2 separate regions of the Homo sapiens genome follow, and region 1 is linked to region 2. Evidence: read pairs that join two places in POLR2A ChIA-PET (ENCODE). Cell type or tissue: CD4-positive, alpha-beta T cell. All regions are shown on one strand. Region 1 has its middle 130 kb from the start of LINC02917. Region 2 holds the start of LINC02917 (long intergenic non-protein coding RNA 2917).

Region 1 (2,500 bases), 130 kb after region 2:
AACCACCACCACTAAAGATCAGATAATATTATTCATGCTGCAATTTGAAAGAGAAGCAAGAGGAAGATCAGACCGACTCTGCCACTGCATAAAATCATCCCCCTGGGAATGAACAAAGCATTCCGAGAATGAGAAATGGAATATTGGTGACTTCCTGGCTAACAGTTCCATCTAGAGTCAACTGCGGTCATGATTTTCCAATAACAGCCTGTTACTAAACCAAGGTAAATCTCAATTCAGAAATAATGCTTTGGCCTGGTAAGGTGGCTTGTGCCTATAATCCCAGCACTTTGGGAGGCCGAGGAGGGTGGATCACCTGAGGTTGGGAGTTCGAGACCAGCCTGGCCAAGATGGTGAAACCCCATCTCTACTAAAAATACAAAAATTAGCTGGGCGTGGTGGCGGGCGACTGCAATCGAAGCTACTCGGGAGGCTGAGGTAAGAGAATCGCTTGAACCCGTGAGGCACAGTTTGCAGTGAGCCGACATCACACCATTGCACTCCAGCCTGGGCGACGAAAGCGAGACTCTCTTTCAAAAAGTAAAAATATAAATAATAATAATGCTTTATTGTATTCAAAATGGTTTGTTTTGCATGAGACACTGTTTATCGAACTGATGAAATTTGTTACCGAAAACAGCATTTTATGCAAATAGTTAAGAGTTGGTTAGTTGGATCTGGTTATTGGGAGCTAACATGGAACTACATATATAATGCAGAGCCCATAACTGATTTTAAAGGAAGAGAGAAAGTATCAGGTTAAGTCCGCTGGCAAGAAAATGACACCTTCCAATTGAAGAAACAAACATAATTGTTATCTTTGGGTTCTTTTTCTGAATAATCCATTTTCATAAAAGCTTTAGTATCAGGTTCTGCTTTGGGGATGAGGGGTAAGAAAGCTGAGACATTCTCCTTCCTTATACTACTTTGGAATTGTGCACAAATACAGTTGACCCTTGAACACAGGTTTGAAATGCACGCGTCCGCTTATACATTGATTTCTTTTCAACCAAAGGCTGGACTGGAAACTCAGTATATGACAGGCTGACGTTTCTTATACACAGTTTCCACAAGACTGACTGGGATTTGAGTATATGCGGGATTTTGGTACATGCGGGGAGTCCAGGAACCTATCTCTTCTCCCGCATAAAGAGCGTCAACTGTACAAGGATGCTCCTAGAAGCATCTCAATCTCCTGTTTCTTTCTTGCTATGTGTGTTTGAGTATGGAATAGGTTATAAAAGTAAACTAAGGACCAGTTAGCTTAGTCTTACGTCTTAATCAATGATAACCAATGAGCTCCCTAGGATTAGGATGGCAGCTACTGCAAGATGTGTAAACTGGAAAGCCTTAACATTCTGCTAAAGCAGTGGTCTCAACTGGGAGTGGGATGTATATTCAACAATTATCTGGAGAAATTTTGGGTTGTCACAACTGGTGGTAGTTAAAGGGCAGTTACTCCTGACATCTAGTGGACTGCTAAACATCCTACAATCACAGGAGAGTCCCCACAGCAAGTAATTATCCAGCTCAGAGTGTCAGCCATGCTGCTATTGCAAAATTCTGTGCTAGATGAATGAACAAAATATCACTATATCTTTGTAATATCACTTATGATTCAGGGCGAAATGATTAAGAAAAAGATAAAAAGGATATGAAATTAATGTTAAATTGCACTTTAAAATTATGCCTCTAAATGACTTTAAGTAACATTTATAACAAACAGTAAATTAATGTTTACTAATGTGGTTTAAATAAATAATTAAATATATTTTTATGAATGTATGCTCACTATTCTGCATAGTTAATTACAGAGTTTGGGGCAGAATTCAGCCTCAGAGTGTCAAATTATGTATCTCTCCATTCAGATTGTGTGGCTGAAGTACAATTGTATACACCTTATGGCAAATTTCCAGAACAGCAGATTTTGCTTTCTAGAATAGATGCACAAATTCCTTCAAAAAGTGTACAATCCTTTCTGTAGAATGTTATCACAACTAGTTCTTTACTACTAAAATGTTATGGTTCTAGCTTTGACTACTGTAGATGAAAGCAACCTGGCTCTCCTGGCCACAGATGTCTGGATCTGAGACAGCGACATTAGCCATAGGCTTGGTGTGACCAAATTATGAGAGGTTACAGTTTACATGATAGACTTAGTAGCAGTAGCTTTCTGTTTCCATCTTGATGAGGTTTGTAATTTTTGTTTTATTTAAGAACACATGAAATTGTGATTTCGATTTTATGATTTAAGGAGTTCGTTTTATGTACTTTTGATAGGCTATTTTATTTTTTACTCTTTTTTCTTTTCCATCGTTTTATCCTCATGGTTATTTATGGGCTGTGCTGGGAAGAGAGGGAACCAACAATGCCTGAGAAGATTTGCAAGAACTTTGCCCAGCTGAGGCCCTTAATGGATGCAATGAGGACAACTAACTCAATCAAATTCTCTTTTTGAAAGAAGAATAAACTCTAAGTAAAGGGAAAGGTATGTTTCTTG
Region 2 (2,500 bases):
CCAAATCCTATCCAGTTTACTCTACATCATCTCTTGCAATTTTATTTTCCATTCTTTCCCTTATCCATGTCCAGATTCACACATCTTCTATTTGCTCATGCCTGGACTTTTGAAGCACATCATGTATTAGGGGGCCAGACACCAGCTTCTCTCCTTTTACCAATATATTCCTCATAGTGTTGGAATTATGGAATCTCTGCAAAGAATAAAGAAACATGCCAAATACTTCCTCTAGTTTCACCTGATAAGAACCATGCAATGCCTACTATTTGGTGTAATTAATTTTTTATTGTTTTGCTTGTGCAAATAACCTTTAGAACTAGAGAACTCCTGAAGCACAAAGTACTCTGTAATAAATGATAATCACCAAATGTTAGGGTAGAGGCTATCTAAGTGAGCATCTCCCCTGAGCCCCTGGGCTCTGAAAAGTTATCAGACAGATAGCCAGGCCGACCCTTGCCTTCACGCAGGGCAGAAAGGCCGAAGCAGCCTGATGGCAAGTGCCCTTATGGCACTTACCATGTCCAAGATAGAAGTTGTAAAATGGTGGCCAATGGGCTGAATTGGCTTAAAGCTATATATTTTTAAATGGCATCATTTAAATAAATATTTATAATTTGAGAGAATTCACATAAAAATTCACATTTATGCCTTCTGTTGAAAATACAGAAGATCTGTCCAAGCAAGATCAGAAATCAGATGGGCCTATGTAGAGGAGGGGCACAATCTTGAAAAGGTGCCACCTTTTACTGTTTCCACATCATATTTGTGACTTCTATTCCTTAACACTCTGGGCCTGGGGGAAGAGGAGGGAGAGAAGATGGGGAGTACCGAGAGTGCCTGGGATTGAATTTCCTGTCATCCCAATGGGAAGATGTCTCAGAGTTAGAATTACACTTTTAAATCGTGATCGTAAAAGAAAATGAAATTTCTTGAACCCACGAGTGTATAGATTTGTATCAGCTAGGTGTAATGTCAATAATTTATTGGTTGAGTTTTAAAACAACCCCTCAGTTTCTTCCTATTTCTTATTTTCTCATCCTTTTAAGAATAGAGAGCATCAGATATATCCATAGACACAGTGAAGAATGAGCAGGTAATAGATAAGGAAATGGGTGGTCTTCAATATAGAAGTTCCAAGCAGCAAATTAAGTTGGGGAATGTTATGGGTAGAAAACCAAGGAAAGAAAAAAATAAGTTTATAGGCAAATTAGATTAACAGACTATTCCTGTTGTGACGAGAAGTTAATAAGAACTGAGAGCAAGAGCTTTTGCCTCTTCAGATATTTAAAGACAACCAGAAAACATCACAGCCTAGGGCTGGAGAGCATATAAAAGATAAGTTTAGAGAAGTCCTCAAACCGATAAAATAACAACTTACTTCCCCAAATATGCTAAGGGTGTTTGTCTGTGGTTAGTCAAACCATTAAAATGGGGAAGGAGGAGGGGTCAGAATTTTCTCTTCTAGGTTCAGAAGAGCCACATTTTGCCGTTCCGACTCTAAAGCAACTACATTTCTCTACAGAGCACAGAACTGTATGTAAATTCATCCATTGTAAATCTAATCTGCAAACATGTATTAGATCAGTATTTGGAGACAGAGAAGCCAACTGGTTCTTAACATTACATTGTATAGCTTCTATTAACATGTATCTCAGGGACTCATTTGGGTGATATTTGCATTGCCTAGGCTGTGGACAAACCACCAGGTAGCCTGAAAAGGACTTACTCTAGGGAAGAAACAGTGTGAAAAATAGTGTGGGGGTATACTTGTTGAAGTGTGAGTGAGGGAGGATAGTGGAGGAAAGGAGAAAGGAGGCATTGGTAGACTCATTTAAGACAAAAAATGGGCATTTCGGTTTCTTAAAAGCCACTTTTTTTTCAATTTAAAACTGTTTTGGGACTAAAGCCTCAGCCATATAAATTATTCTTACCAGGAAAAAAATTCTCTGAAGGAAAAAAAAAGCTAAACATGTATCTTGGCAAGGGGTTTCATATTTGAATTTAAATTTAAAGATAAATTTGTTTTTAAGAAAGCATAAAAAAGCAATTTCAGAAAAAAATCAGAAAAGCTTAGTTTTCTTTTTATTAAAAAAGAAACACAGAGAAATAAATTGATTTAGTTTCTTGTTATGTTCCCTTGGATATGACATAAATTGAAAATTGTAATTAGAAAAGAAATGAAAAATAATTCAATAAAGCTTTCACAATTATTCCTGAAAGAGCCATAAATGCAGTATATAATGACATAATACAGTAGTCAAGATAGTCATTGTTTAAGGTGAACTGAAATGTGCATTATTACATCAACAAAAAGATCCCACAGCTGACACTAATCTTTAGCGTTCTGCCAAAGTGGCATTTTATCCAAACTTTCTGTATTGACCTCACAATTCCACATACATACCTGTAATTCAAAACTTACTCATTTTTTCAAAACATGTGTAATCTGTATATGCAGATATGTGTACTTCAAAGGGTTAAGCTACCCAAGCCATAG

The links. ChIA-PET counts read pairs that join two places held together with the same protein. Peaks named below come from ENCODE experiments on the same cell type or tissue, not always from the same donor. Only the 100,000 strongest peaks of a DNase experiment are listed, where the experiment ranks them.
Region 1: POLR2A ChIA-PET joins it to region 2 with 10 read pairs; 2 of 35 experiments call an interaction of 5 or more read pairs at or near these places.

What each region holds. Positions count from the first base shown.
Region 1 is chr3:152,071,106-152,073,605 of GRCh38, reverse strand. No RefSeq gene overlaps it. Among named protein-coding and RNA genes, the nearest start is that of LINC02917, 130 kb to the left of the region's middle. In CD4-positive, alpha-beta T cell, a CTCF peak has its summit at 1,454 (motif pointing left); a DNase peak (open chromatin) is centred at 1,485.
Region 2 is chr3:152,204,409-152,206,908 of GRCh38, reverse strand. LINC02917 (long intergenic non-protein coding RNA 2917) reads left to right here and starts at 1,482. Exons shown (of 3, transcript NR_186000.1): 1 at 1,482-1,536. It overlaps LOC101928166 (a long non-coding RNA gene), which reads left to right and starts at 1,480. Exons shown (of 3, transcript NR_136178.1): 1 at 1,480-1,536. In CD4-positive, alpha-beta T cell, no CTCF peak of the experiment used is centred here; a DNase peak (open chromatin) is centred at 1,448; H3K4me3 peaks cover 1,539 bases; H3K27ac peaks cover 1,672 bases.